Linked DNA regions of Homo sapiens: region 1 is linked to region 2. A link is a loop called in an ENCODE intact Hi-C map of the cell type or tissue named here. Cell type or tissue: B cell. All regions are shown on one strand.

Region 1 (8,000 bases), 260 kb before region 2:
TAAAGTGACTGAAATCATGACTGACTGAGGCAGTGGCAAGAAGAGGGGCTTTGCTTTCATAACTTTTGATGACCATGACTCCCTGGATAATACTGTCATTCAGAAATACCATCCTGTGAATGGCCACAATCATGAAATAAGGAAAGCCTTATTGAAGCAAGAGATGGCTAGTGCTTCATCCAGCCAAAGAGGTCAAAGTAGTTCTAGAGATGTGAGTGGTGGTCGTGGAGGTAGTTTTGGTAGGAATGACAACTTTGGTAGTAGAGGAAACTTCAATGGTTGTGGTGGCTTTGGTGGCAGCCGTGGTGATCGTAGATATGGTGGCTGCGGGCACGGCTATAATGGATTTGGTAGATAGAAACAATTTTGAAGGTAGAGAAAGCTATAACGATTTTTGGCAATTACAATAATCAATCTTCAAATTTTGGGCCTACGAAGGGAGGGAACTTTGGAGGCAGAAACTCTAGTTCCTATGGTGGGGGAGGCCAATACTTTGCCAAACTACAAAACCAAGATGGCTATGATGGTTCCAGTAGCAATAGTAGCAGAAGGTTTTAATTACTGCCAGGAAGCAAAGCTTAACAGGAGAGGAGAGCCAGAGAAGTGACAGGGGAGGTACAGGTTACAACAGATTTGTGAATTCAGCCAAGCACAGTGGTGGCAAGGCCTACCTGCTACAAAGATGACACATTTAAGACAATACTCATATGCATGGGCAAAAAACTGAAGAACTATATTTGTGACTAATTGCATTAGAGGTTATTTTAGTTTCTGTTTGTGGAACGTTTAAAGCATTCCATCAAAGGGTTTTAACATAGTTTTTTTTTGTTTTTTGCACCCATGCTGTTTATTTCTAAATGTAATAGTCTGGTCATGACACTGAATAAATGTCTTTCTAAAAAATAAATGAGACTAATGACAATAATAAGATTTTAAATATATAAATTTTAAACATAAATAAAACACACTGACATTCATATTTTAAATACAGATTAAAGACAGAATTAAAGTACCTAATAATGGCTTAAGACTTTAGAAGGGGCTAAAAAAAAGTGAGATGTCTGAAAGGAATATAGAATCTTTTCATTGCCCATGAAAAGTATAAAATACCAATTAATGTAAGGTTTTAAGAACCAATGAAGTATATCATAATTTGGTGGTTCACAAGTAAAAGAACTATAGAATGCATAACTTCTAAAGAGGTAGGGGGAGAAACAGAATTACAAATTTGCAGCAAGGCCCAGAAAGAAGGAAAAATTTAGAGCATATAAAAGCCCTAGAATAGATGAGATGAATAGAAAGCACGGAGTAAGTCAGACACAAAATAACTCCTACTGTATGATTTGAATTACCTGACATTCTGAAAACAGGCAAAACTTAACTGTACTGTTTAAGGATGTACACCTAGGTATAACACTAAAGAAAAGCAAGGACAGGATTACCATAGAAGCTAGAAGCTAGAAAGTATTTTCCTTTGACAGAGACAGAGAAGGTAGTGACTTGGAGGGGACATGAAGGAGCCTTGTGAAAGCCTAGGAGTGCTTGATTGCCTGGCAAACCAGGTGGTTATCTTGTGGGCTTTTGTTTTGTGTTGATTCATTTAGCTATGTTTTGTGCACTTCTCTGTATTTATTCTATTTTCACAAAAATATTAAAAGTATAAGGAAGATCTAAATGTGCTGATACAGTCAAATCTTCAGAAATGTACAGTTAATAAAATAAGGCATGGAACAGCAAAAATGCTCTTGTTATATGAAAAAAGCTTACATATTCATATATATGCTTGTATTCACATAAATAATTTCTCAAAACGTATGTAATAATAAATTTAATGTAGTCCACTGCCTCTGAGAGGGGAGACTAGGACTCTGGTATTTATGAGAAGGGGCTAATTTTTATCTGTATGCTTTTACTGTGAAAATAACCTTTGAATTACATTTAATAATAAATAGATTCACCAACCTGTGAATTAACTATTAAGACAAAGTAGGGTTACCATTTGATGAAATCATTGTTTTCTAACAAAGGAGTGCATTTTGAAATCTTAAGTCTGGCATTTTTAACCAAAAATTGTAAATCACTGCTAAATTTGTTCAAAAGATGGGTTGAATTTTCACAAGCAATAAGAAAAGAAAAGTGGCTTTTATTTTAAATGGATACCCATGAAGTGATTATCTTTCAATTTCCCTTACATAAGTGGAGTGGAGATAGGTATAGATAATTCATTTTCATTTCAGTTCCCTTCTAGAACATTGTGATGTTTTCCATCTGCATTACAATAGAGCACTACTAAAAAATGGAAGCAAATTTAGGGTAAACCAAATGGCTAAATGTGAGAATCTGCCACAAATCATGAAATTGTCCTTTAGGCTTTTAGTTATATGAACAAGTAGTTTAGACCAGAATCCAATAATATGAATAATCTCAGTTGTCAAAGCAATTAGAACATAGTACGGATTTCAGGGAAATCCATTTACTAAATAAATGAGAAAAGCACCCATTGTTGACAAGGTGTGAAGAGATGAGCCCACTCAGGATTTCTGGGTAAAGACAGCAGCTTAAATACATGTTTATAATTTTGTTTCTTATCTCCTTAACTCAATAAAAATTTAGGGAAGGGATTTTTCTTTTCAAATTTTTTAAATTTTTATGGGTACACAGTAGGTATATATATTTATGGGGTACATGAGAAGTTTTGATACAGGCATGCATGTGAAATAAGCACATCATGGAGAATAGGGGTATCCATCCCCTCAAGCAATTATCCTTTGAGTTAAAAACAATCCAATTATACTCTTTCAGTTACTTAAAATTGTACAATTAAGTTATTGACTATAGCCGCCCTGTTGTGTTACCAAATAGTAGGTCTTATTCATTCTTTCTATTCCATTAACCATCCCCACCTCACTGCCCCCCAACCACAGACCCCCCCACTATGGGAAGGATTGTTTTTGTTTTTTAAGAAATGGATAAAGCAGAAAAAGAGGTGAGGTCAAAACAAACAAACAAACAAACAAAAAAGTCAGCAAAAATTTGGAAACTAGAGAAAAATGGGCAAGTAGTAACTGACTTAGTAAACCCAAGAAAATGAATCTGTAGTTAATGGGAAAATGTGAAAGTCCACCAACTTGTACCATATAGTACTCAAAAGACATAGGAACTGCTTTGGAACTGGTAATGGAAAAAAAAGAAAAAGACTAAGATAAGAAAACCTCATAGGAAAGCTATTTCTTACAGCCATCCAATGCAGGTGGGATGAACCCCTCCCAATTAATAGGTGAGACGTCCTGACTGATGACGCCATGTACACACCAAGAGGTGAGAACACATTGTATTACATCATGGAACTTTCTAAACATAGTGGGACAACACCCAGGCTAGTCTGGAATGAGCTTGAGAACGTTTCGAAAGCAAGAATGAGAATAAGTAGACTTGGTTTTTATCATAGATAGGCGGTTGGATGAGGGAAAATCCACTCCCCCACATAGGTTGAACTTTCTGCTGTGTCCAGGGGGCAGCACCAGCTTTCTTACCAACTTGCTCAAATATGAGGCAGAAGAGGAAAGAGGAGGTGGGCATGAAAGCTCTCAGCAGTCAAAGATAAAAATGGAGTCAGACTCTTAAACGATTTAAGAAGTTAAACCCCCTAGATTCTCTCCTGCACTCCACTTTACTGAACAATTGCCCCTTTCTTTGGAGAAATCCATGGAGAAACAAAGCATAATAATGTCTGAATTGATGGTCCAGGCACAGATTAGAGTTAAGGTAGAGGTTAAGACTAATTTATCAAACAGATATCTAATGCTGAACACAGAGACCCAGCCTGTATCACCCTCCAGTGACTTCCGCCTGAGAGGCATGGCCCACAGTCCGAGCTCTTAGAGCCTCCAATAAGCTTCCCTCATTCTTAATGTTAAGCAGACATTGAGGGATTACCAGATACCCTGAGGAAAGCTGTCACAGAAGACAGAAATAAATGAAACCAACCTCCCTTACAAAAAGACATCCTGGAGTAAATAAAAATATGCAAGCAAGCGAGGGTGAAAATCAACAAAAACAAATGAAATAAAACTATAACTAACATCTTCAGAGAGATAAGAAAAAGTTACATTCATAAAAAAGGAACAGAATGGCATAAGAAATTAACAGAAAAGACATCTTGGAATTGAGAACATAAGAGCAGAAGTCATTAACAGGGTTAGAAAATAAAGTAGAGACTGTCTCCTAGACAGTAAATAGACACAGAGGCAGAAAATAAGCAAAAAAGATTTTTAAAATCAGGTGACAACTCTAAAAAATCTAGAGAAAAAGAGAAAACAGGAAACAGGGTAGAAAACAAAAGTATTTAAGAAAATTTTCCAGAATAATAAATGAATTGCTATTACTGAAAAAAAGCTTACTGAATAAAAGTGGTGGATGAAAGCATTCACACAAAGATACTCCATTTTGAAATTTCAGAAAACTAGGGAAAAAGAAGAGTCCATCAACTTCCAGGAGAAAAAAGCTAATAGAAAGGGCCAGGAATCATAGTGGCTTCAGACTTTGCAACAGCATGACTTGCCAGCAAAAAGAAAACGCAACCACATCCAGAATTCTAAAGAAAAATTACTTGTAACTTGCAAGTATGGTCAAACTCCCAAACGGGAGGGCAGAATGACATTTTCAGACATGCACTATCTCAAAAACAAAATAAATGTATTACCCATCCTCTCTTTTCAAGAAGCTATGGGAAAATGTGCTCCACCAAAATAAGAGTATAAACCAATAAAGACGACAACGTGATACAGAAAATTAGTTCAAAATAGAAGAGGAGTCAAGGGATTCCTAGGAGGATGGTGAACAGACATTCCAAAATGCTAGCTGGAATCTGGACCAGACTGGAGAGGAGTGAGTCTAAATGGACATGCCTCTGCCTGTTAGAACCATGATCCCCACTGCTTTGGCACAGTCTTTTTTTTTTTTTTTTTTTTTAAACACCTGGAGAAATGTTCTGGTGAGACTGGCCCGGATACGAATCTAGTGATCTTGACAATTTGCTAATAAATTCCTTATTCTTTCTTCCAGGTCCTGCTGCCTAAATCAACTGTGGACATTTATTCATTCTGCCAAAGTGTTCTGTTATCACTGACTTCTGCGAGCTGGAACAAGCTTAGCAGCAAGAAACCCAGGGTAATTCATGCCACTCCCACTGATCACGTGGTTAGTACCTGCTTTGCATTACAGTCCTTGCAAATGTATGGACTGTGGTGAGCTTCATGGTCTCTCCCTCTGAATATACCAGAAAGCCCCCTTATAAAGTCCCAGGATGCAGAAGACTGCAAGTTCATCTTGTCCTAGACAACTTTACCTAACAGCGGTGACCATACCCTCCTCACACAACTAGCTTTGTATTTGCCGCCCACATTTAAAAAATCTATATAATATTTAGGACTACAAATAGTTATATATACACACACACTCTATCATTTAACTATGAAAACTATGAAGAAAACCAAGGGAATGCATAACCCTAAATTCTAGATGATTTACCTGTGAAGAGGGGAGGCATGAAGAAGTATGATGAGAATCAGCAAATGCAGGAGGATTCTATTAGGTTGGTGCAAAAGTAATCGTGGTCTTTGCCATTAAAAGTCATGACAAAAACCGCAATTGCTTTTGCACCAACTTAATAAATTCTATTTCATAACCTTGGTGGAGGATTCAAGGGTTAGGTTTTTTTCTGTTGTTCTTTGGACTGTACATTTTACACATAATTTCACATGCAGAAAATAAAAGGAAAAGAAATAAGCCTACTCATATAGAAATGGTTCAAGTGTAAATTGGAACAAACTTCCTGGCTGACTTCTTGGCAACAAATATCAAAAACCTTAAAATTGGCCATGCTTTTTAAGCCAATAATTCTTCTAGGAAATAGTCTATGAAAAGTTGGACACTGCAAAGTATACAGATTTGCTAAATCAGAAACAGTGAAAACTTAGGAGCCCAAAATAACCTATCTTGCAGAATTTATTAAAATAAGTGGGATATTCATGCAATTGACCATTATGCAGTCATGACATGCTGTTGTTTACTGTCATGGGTAAAGTCGACATTATACTGAAATTTATTTCAAATATGCATAGGCTATGTGATATGTACATGCATGCACGGGGCGAATCTGCTCCACAGGGATGGTTAGTTGATATCTGAAGAATCCTATTCAGAGCAAGCACTCCACAAATCTGTGCTTTAGAAGCAGCTACTGCAAGTGCTTCAATGAGAACTAACTCCATCAGTATCGGGTTTGCTAACTAGCAAAAGAGATACTCAAAATATTTTATTGTTGGAAAAATGTACAAGCACATCTGCTCTTGCATTAATAGGAGTATGATAGAAACCGCAAGAGCAGTTAGCACTAGAATATTTTAGTGTCTGCCTCTAGTAAACTTGTCATGAAAGGAACTTCAAGTACCTAAAAGAAACGAGCTTGGCACATCACCAAGTTTTGCAAGAACAGGTTTTGTGACTCTTTATGGTCACTTGGTAAATGTGTGTGTGTGTATTATTTTGGGTTCTTCAGAGAAGCAGATGCCAAGACAGAATTATTGCAGAAGATTTATTGGTAGAATATTCAAGAAGGACAAGGAGAAGGAGCTGAAGAAGGCAAGAAGAAGCTTAAGATCATAATAAAGTTCTAACACTTGAAAAGAGTCGAGGAAGGAAGGAAGATCAAGTGGGAAGAGTCTCAGATTAGAGTGGGGTTCCAAGAAAGCTTCAGCCTGACCAATGGAGAAGTTGTATGCCAAAGTCATATGACTCTATTTTCCTTCTTTAAGTCAAGTACATGATGTGGTGTGAGAAAAAAAAAAAAGTATTTTACTAGCTATCACTATGGTTTCTTTTAGGGTCTTTGCCTCTTTCCCACCCAGGCCCTCATATTCTGAACTATCTCATCAAGGCATGTTCCTAAGGTACCATAAATAAGAAATAAACAGGAATTTCGGATGTGGGAAGGAGAGAAGAGAGAAGGAACAGAGAAAGAGCATAGGAACAAGGTAGTCAGTGGCCAAAGAACTTAGAGCTACCTTGTGAGTGATATTGTATGTGTTTGGGGAGAATGGAGCTATTTGCGAAGTGGAGAAAAGGAAATAGCTACAAAATGAAAGAAATGAGATGTCATAACCAATGTTGACAAAGAGACAAAGATAAATATGAATCTCTGGGGAATTCCAGGAATCTTGGAGAATGCACTTCCATATGGTGTAGGATGGAAGTAAAGCTGATCTAAAGTAGGTTGTAAGAAGCAGGATCAACACAACTTATAGCTTAAAGACAGACACAGGCAAAATATATGTGGGTAGGAAAATATTTGACAGCATGAGTAAAATGTTAGTATTGTTTCTTTACATGATAGAGTTGTGATTTTTTTTTCTTCTCCATTTTCTAATTTTTCCTCAATGAACATGAATTAGTATAATACGAAGAAAAAGATGTTGGGGGAAAAGGAAAATAATTTGGGTGATTTTTTATTTCCAGGAATTAGACTGAGCATTAGCTAAGTGCAGGCATTGTTTTCAGCATAGTTTCCAATATAACTGGTGAATTATAAGAGAACTCCATAGAGAAGGTCAGTTTACCCTGTAACCCATGGATGGATGCACTTTGCAGCTAATGCATCCTGGTAGACATATTTAGGAGACCATGTTTGTCAAAGTGGAATTTTTAGTTAGGATTTTATCCATGGCCATTGATGATGACTGGCTATACCCTCCATGAAAAGTTATTGTCTAGAACCATTCTATTCTGCTTTATAGTGAGGTCTGAAGAAAAATATTGCTCCATAAGGACCAAATTCAAAATTGGCTACAGTCAAAGCTAATATTGAATTTTTTTTTTTTTTTTTGAGATGGAGTCTCACTCTGTCACCCAGGCTGGAGTGCAGTGGCATGATCTCAGCTCACTGCAACCTCAGCCTCCTTGGTTCAAGTGATTCTCCTGCCTCAGCCTCCTGAGTAGCTGGG
Region 2 (8,000 bases):
TTTTTTTTTTTCAACTTTCCCCTCCCTGCTCAAAATTACTCCACAGAGATTTTGGTTACGGCTCAGATGTCTTTGAGTAGATGTTCCTGTAGAAATCATTGTTAGAAAATTCAAGGAAAAAAGTTCTCATTACACTACCTTGAGATCCTACCAAGTCCTTGAGTTTTGACTTGAGGACAGCTTAATAATGAAAGTAATTCAGCCATGAAAGCATATTTAAAATAAGTAATGGAACAGGAAATTTCTTCATAGATTAGAAAAATTATTCTGAAAAAGTGAAGACATAGCCTATCTTGGACTAGGAAATTTCCATCCAAGAAAGTAAAATATACAATAAATATTATCACAAAGAATCATTCTGTGACCTGGTTGATGGCCCCTGGTAATAAGACTTTGTTATTAAGTTTACTGTGAATTCTTTTTTTTTTTTTTTTTTTTTTTTTTTTTTTTTGAGACGGAGTCTCGCTCTGTTGCCCAGGCTGGAGTGCAGTGGCGTGATCTCGGCTCACTGCAACCTCCGCCTCCCAGGTTCAAGCGATTCTTCTGTCTCAGCCTCCCGAGTAGCTACAGGCTACTGGCGTGCACCACCATGCCTGGGTAATTTTTGTATTTTTAGTAGTGATGGGGTTTCACCATATTGGCCAGGCTGGTCTCGAACTCCTGACCTCGTGATCCGTCTGTCTCGGCCTCCCAAAGTGCTGAGATTACAGGCATTAGCCACCATGCATGGCCCCTTACAGTGAATTCTGTTCAATAATCTTGAACTCCCAGTGCTTTCCCTTGGTCCTGTCCATATAATGATCACATTCTGTTATTAAATAATGTGCTTATGTGCTGATTTTATTGTAGGAGGAATTGAACAAATCTATAGCTCAGCATTTTACTCTTTTGTAGAAATCCCTTGACCCTTTCCAAATCCAGACATCACAACCTTCTCCATATACTCAAAAATTGTGAAATCCACAAGGCAGGGAAAGTTGATAATGAAAAAAAGGAAGTTTGGTCTGTTGGACATCCTCTTCTTTCATCTTTTATGTTCAAAGTACTTGATGCACAAAGCCTGGACTCTTTTATCTCTGTCCTATAGACTGATGTCTAGTCAGTATTCATTGTGACAAAATTGTTTCATTAGAGCAAGTTGGATAGTGTATGGAGATTATTATAAAATGATTTAACTTGTCTTCTGTCAAGTAATTTTATAATTGGTATTAATGTTCATTTTTTTCCAGTACCAGTTTCAGAAGCTTTCATTTGTGTATGCATGTGTGTGTTAAATAAGTGTATTAGATACTTGAAAAATAGTAATTTAAATTTAAACAATTTAAAAAATGAAATTGTAATTTTATGTGTAAAGGTGTCTGATGTGCTTTATTCTGCACTGAAAACAATATTCATTTACAGCTCAACAGACACCAAATATATTCTAAAATTACTTTCCTAGAGTTATCAGAAAACAGCACTGTAATAATGAAATCAAACCCATCTTTCTTTATGATTTATTCTTAGTCTGATACGCATCAGCCTGGTAAGCCTTCCTGTCTCTCTGCTTACTTACCAATCACTCCAAATGTCATGTCTTTGGGCAGGCATTAAATTCTTGGGTTTTGGGTTTTGTTGGATGGACTGCAGTCTGTGTGAGCCTATATGGGTGTGTCAAATCCAGTCTTTGGGGTGTCATGGAAACTTAGCATGATAGACTTGATTTTATCCCCAAGTTGACTTGGTAATTTCATTAGATTTCATCAGTCACAACCTGCATTTTATCTTGTATGTGCTGTCTATTGGTCACAAAATCAGAAAACCTTCTTGTCCATTCATAACATTAGCTGTTTTTTCAGGTGGCTAGAGGGACATGTCATTGCTTCATCTGCATGAATTTGAAAGATTAAATGCATAAAGGAATTTTCTTAGAGTAGAGTAGGCCTTCACCATCTCTTTAACTGGGAAAGAAGTTTTGGGAGTAACATACTCATCACTCACACCCCCCTCCCCTCAAACACACACACTCACCCATTAGAATGTAAGGGCCTTGAGGCAGGCCTTGTGTTTGCTTTTCGTGTTCACTGTCAGCATTTAGAATAGTGATAGTCATATAGATGGATAGTGCTCAATCAATTATTGTCAAATAAAGTAATCTACTTGTTCCTTGATTTAGACTAGCAAAAGGGGCTGGTACATTGTAGGTACACAGTAAATATTTGTAGAACAGATGAATGAACCAACCCAACAGATTTCTTAGAAGTAGCCTGCTTTTGGTTACTAATTATTTTATAGAACATATAAAAGAAAATTTTAGAATACCTAATTTGTTCACAAAAATGTTATATTGTCTCCCCTGATACTTGGTATTCCTGTGTCAGGCTGAGCACTAAGGTTATACATTTTTTGTTAAGCATGTAATTACTGTTATTTCTCATGTACTTTATTTTGTGTATTGATTTCAGTAGTTGTAGCTGAGGGTAATCCTTAAGAGCATGCAGATTTTAAAAATTACATAGATTGCCTTGCCAAGCCGTCTGAAAGTCATACTAGAAAATTTGATAAGAGCCTGCTGTTAACAACACATTGAGTTATTTTTATCTTAATGCTAAGTGGAGAATTACTTGAATTTATTTTTTTTGCTGCATTTAATGTTTTGATACATTCAATAAATAAGGATAAATCCACTTACTGAAGGACAAGAAAAGATCAATAAGAGATCCTTGAGGTTATTGGGTTCTATGGCATCTATTATATCAAATTCCTTGCCCTTTCACTATACTGAGAAATTTGACGACTGGGCTAGCAACAAGATACCTACCCCACATTAGCTGTGGTACCTGCTGAAATGTGACCATGTGAGCAAAGAAAATGAGCCAAAAGAAACTCTTTCTGAAGATTCACTGAAGAAAACCTGGAGATACTCTTTCATTAGTAGACCCCACAGAGACAGGTGGAGTGTCCGTTATCCAGAATGCCTGGGACCAGAAGTGTTTTGGATTTCAGATTTTTTCACACTTGGGATCCTCAACATGTGTATTTGTTGGAAATGGCTACTTAATTTAAGGAAAAGTTTAAGGTGGCCTGGAAAATAAGTAGTAGTTGAACTAATCAACAGGAACCAAAACTACTTTCAATATATAGTGTACTTATACTCAAAGAGAGACGGACCATTTTATGGTGGAACCCTGTCTATGGTAGTATTTTGTGATGTTTTATTTTTGTTGCTATTGTTTGCACTGTTTTCTCCTATAACAGCTCTTCTAAGCCTTAAGAGGATAAATTTTATATGAGATTCAAACTCTTATTTTTGTTAAGAAGGATGTAAGTCACCAGGCATGGTGGCTCACACCTGTAATCCCAGCACTTTGGGAGGCCGTGGCAGGTGGATCATGAGGTAAGGAGCTCGAGATCAGCCTGGCCAACAATGTGAAACCCCGTCTCTACTAAAAAAAAAAAAAAAAGAATTCAAAAATTAGCCAGGCCTGGTGGCGCATGCCTGTAGTCCCAGCTACTCGGGAGGCTGAGGCAGGAGAATCATTGAACCTGGGAGGCAGAGTTTGCAGTGAGCCGAGATTGTGCCACTGCACTCCAGCCTGGGTAACGGAGTGAGAGACTCTGTCTCCAAAAAAAAAAAAAAAGAAAAGAAAAAGAAAAATATAGAAGAAGAACATAAGTCAACCTTTTTCCATGAAATTATACTGTACTCTAAGGCAAATTCTTGTTGCTTGATCTTAGTAGCTTTTTTATGCATTGACTTAAACCTGGAAGAGTTTCTTATGAATGTTTGATTGACTGTGAGGTGCATTTGAAACAGCTTCTACTTTATAACCCTTTGCAGAACTTTCAAGCTCTATTTAGATAACAATATATATGGGATTAAAATGGAAAATGTGACATATGTCTAGAGAAAGTTCCTTTTTCTGTGTATGTGCCTTTTGTGACTTATACACTCAGTTTCATTCTAGCCAGCATTTGAGCCTAGAAAATAGGGAAGTTATGAAAACTCTGTGCCTTATAAGAAGGCAAGGCTATGACTGAGTATTAGACACATAAGTCCAGGGCTGGGCGGAAGTAATGAATCAAATAAAAACTTGGGGAACTTGCCATAGGATGTTTTCTGATTAATATGGGTTTCTCTTCTCTGATTAATGTGGATTTCAGTTACTCAACTGTGTAACTGAAATCCACATTAATAAATTGGTTATTTATTGCTTAGGACTTATCTCCCCATAAAGAGACTAAAATTGAGGTTATAAATTATGGGTAGATAGAAATTCCAGAAATATTTAGGTACCTGTCATATACCTTAAACATAGATTTTTATCACAATCATTTAGGGGCTTATTTATTGCTTTTACTTTATTTAATGTTTGTCACTGTAGAAGAAAAAAAACTAAATGCTAAATATAACATTTAAAATATTTTCCCCTTCATGACAGCCACCAATTGATTACTGTCATGGAGACTATCTCTATGTGGATGACACACAGCAGCATTTCAATCACACGCTGTTTCTTTCCGCTACTCAGTTTGCTTTTAGGTTGCCTTAAACAACTTCCTTGGTGAAAAAATCAACTTCAATATTAACCAAAATTTAAAAGATTCATATATAGTAAAAGAACTAATATTCGCAGATTGACCCATTCCATTCTTTCAGAGAAGGTATGAGATACTTGACAGTGGAGCTAGCAGCAGAAACAATAACATGTATGATGAATCCCATTGAGTCTTTGCAGTTTATTTTTATTAAAATATTTTAATTGAACAATTTAAGCTTTTTTTCTTCATCAGGATTTCACAAGGGTGTAATCTGCCCAGTTTTATTCTGTCATTTTTTTCAAAACAAAATAACTAGATTTCCAGATTGTTTACTAATTTTTTATAAGGTAGGACAAAATTCTCTTTTTCTCAATATTGTTAATTAACCCATTATTTCCCATTAGTATTATGTACATCAGTGTTGTGTTGTCACTTGGAGTGGTTTTGCTCATCGGGGGCATTGACAATGTCTGAAAACAGTTTGATTAACATAACTGGCATCTAGTTACTAGCATCTAGTATGTAGAGGCCAGGGATGCTCCTCAACATTCTATATTATGCAGAGCAGTGTCCCCCCTCCCCCCAAAAACTTATCTAGCTCAATTTATTAGTAATACATCAACCGAGAAAGACTGATGTATAGAACCTCATTTGTTAGTGTAGGAAAATAAGGTGTCACCTATAAATTCACCATCCATATTTATACTGCCGTGACGTTATCCATTTGCTTATGAAAGAGATGTGAGGTGACTTGATGATATTAAGGAGTTGTTCCTCATAAGTTATTACATTATAGTACTTCTGTCAGTTTGTCTCTGTACCTTACAAGTTATTAAAATGGCTTCACTTGTGATTGAGTTCATATAATTCTTTGTTTTTCTTTTTTAAGCACTTAAATATAGATCCGGTGGTATGGATGAGAAAACAATTGCTTTACTTGTTGCTGGACTAGTGATCACTGTCATTGTCATTGTTGGAGCCATTCTTTTCGTCCCAGGTAAGATGTGCAGTTCCTAGGCAGGAACGCAGGAGGTAGATGAGTGCATTCCAAGGTGAGGAGGGCTGCATTAGTTTCCTAGGGCTGTTGGAACAGATGACCACAAACTGGGTGGCTTAAACAATAGCAATTCCCTTTCCATGCTGGAGGCCATAAGTCTGAAATCAGGACGTCATCAGGGCCACACTCCCTCTCAAGGCTGTATGGAAGAATCCATTTCTTGGCTCTTCTAGCTTCTGGAATTTGCTGAAGAATGACAGTGTTTATCATTCCTTAGTTTGCGGCAGCATAACTCCACCCTCTGCCTCTCTGGTCACATTGCCTCCTCCTTCCTCTATGTCTTTGCCTCTGTGTTTTTGTTAAATCTCCCTCAGCCTCTCTCTTATGAGCACATTTGTCATTGGAATTAGAGCCCACTCATATAATCCAGGGTAAGCTCCTCCTTTCAGATCCTTAACTTCATCATATCTTTTGCCATATAATGCAGTATTCACTCTTTTGCTGTATTAGGTAATATTCACAGGTTTTAGGGATTAGGAGGTAGAAATAATTTTAGGGCCATCATTCAACTCACTACAGAGGCAAACTTCATTGGCCAAGACATGAAAGTAGAATGAATGTGGGAACCAAGTCTGGAAATTGGCAGTTGCATTTGGAGGATGGGAATGTGAGTGGGAAATGAGGATATGTAGCACATGTAAAGAAAAGCAAAGGAAGGCTGGGACTCAACCTAATAACTATAGCACACCATCGTTTGTGGAGAAGAATGCAGTGCAGGTGTAATATTTAGGAACATGGGCTTGGCAGCTCTATTGGTATCTGAAGTTAGTGAAGACAGCAGGAAGAAGGAGGTGAATTCAGAAGACAACTTGAAGGAACAATTGATTTGACTTTGGGGCATACTGAATACAGCAGATGAAGGGAACAGTAAAAGATGAATACACAGTTTCTCACTGGAATTCTGTAAACTAGTTAAGAAGGAGGCAGAGCCAATTCAAGGTTTCAGCATGTTGAAACTTAAATGTTGAGATTTAGATGTCTTAAGTTTGGTCTTAATCAAAAAATAGTCACTAATTTTGTGTGAGGTTTTCAGGGAAACGTATATTTTTAAAATTTTCACAGTTGTCAAGCACAGAATTTAGATTAGTACATTTAAAAAGTATGTAGGAAAATATTTTAAATGTTTTTATTTATTGACAGGTGAATATTCATTAAAGAATGCTACTGGCCTTGGTTTAATTGTGACTTCTACAGGGATATTAATATTACTTCACTACTATGTGTTTAGTACAGGTGAGTTTTCATTGTTACAGTATGATTTTGTCTACCTTTTTCATTTACAAAACAGCAGTTTTGGTGAAAATGCTCATATAAATTTTTTACAACTCAATAAGAGTAGGTTTATTAAAAGATTTTTCATGCTATTCTTAGTGACATTTTCCCATTCATATTAATTTTAAGGTTATTCTAGGTTAGCTGTTTTGTAAAAAGTGACTTTCATATGTATTTGATGCCAATCAGCATAATTTTAAATTATGCCATATAACTTCTTAATGATTATTTTCATATTCTAATTTCAGTTTTTTGAAGTTATAAGTGGATGTTAAACGCAGTCTTTCTCTTCTTTTGCTAAGCTTCTGCTTCTGCATTAAGAAGACTGGTTCTATAAAATGGAATTATGAATCACAAATAGTAGAAACATATTTGTTTTAATTATTAGCAAACCTTAATACTGTAGTTTTAAGAGATGGTATGGAAATCCAAACTATAATCAGTATCATTTTCACTGCATTTTGAAAGTAGATCACTACCATATTTAGTTATTACTATTAAAGAGTCACATTTAACACTTGGTCTTAGAGCCTATCTCTGGCTCGTTGTACATTGGAAAGGTATTAGTTTGTTATAAAATGACATCTAGAGATAGAGAGCATGATGTTTACAGTCAGGTATTTGCATAATGGTTCCCTCAGCAAGAGCAATTCCATGTGCATGTGGAGAAGACATTCATAATAGCCATTCATATTGTAAAATGCACAAGTGTGGTAAAAGCAGCATTGTTCTAAGATTTAGGGTAAAAACTTCCAGTCCAGCTTAGCTGACTGTGAAAATTAAAGGCTGCCGAATGTGTGAATTTGGAGCTGACTACTTGTGTGGAAGGGTTAGATCACTGAGTTAACATCTACCGTCAAACAATGAACTCCAGAGTCAGTCTTTGGTCTTAGGAGATCCCTGATTATACCAAATGCAAGTGGAAGTTATTGCTTTTTAAATACTCTTGACATGCTTCTGTTACATCCTTTTCCTTCCTCCAGCGATTGGATTAACCTCCTTCGTCATTGCCATATTGGTTATTCAGGTGATAGCCTATATCCTCGCTGTGGTTGGACTGAGTCTCTGTATTGCGGGTAAGAGTCATCTTTCTGTAGACCTAATTTGGGTTACTTTTGGACAGAGCTCTTCTTCCTTTTTCTTTTTCTTT

Evidence for each region. Peaks named below come from ENCODE experiments on the same cell type or tissue, not always from the same donor. Only the 100,000 strongest peaks of a DNase experiment are listed, where the experiment ranks them.
Region 1: a loop joins it to region 2, with 3 times the contacts of the local background. A loop is called at or near these places in 3 of 110 quality-filtered maps.

The regions. Positions count from the first base shown.
Region 1 is chr3:108,318,063-108,326,062 of GRCh38, reverse strand. The region is part of intron 2 of HHLA2 (HHLA2 member of B7 family); the gene reads right to left. It also overlaps the pseudogene HNRNPA1P17. Among named protein-coding and RNA genes, the nearest start is that of HHLA2, 26 kb to the right of the region's middle. In B cell, a CTCF peak has its summit at 3,501; a DNase peak (open chromatin) is centred at 3,522.
Region 2 is chr3:108,058,263-108,066,262 of GRCh38, reverse strand. It overlaps CD47 (CD47 molecule), which reads left to right. Exons shown (of 11, transcript NM_001777.4): 4 at 5,411-5,518; 5 at 6,719-6,811; 6 at 7,834-7,926. Among named protein-coding and RNA genes, the nearest start is that of CD47, 29 kb to the left of the region's middle. In B cell, no CTCF peak of the experiment used is centred here; a DNase peak (open chromatin) is centred at 3,972; H3K27ac peaks cover 4,546 bases.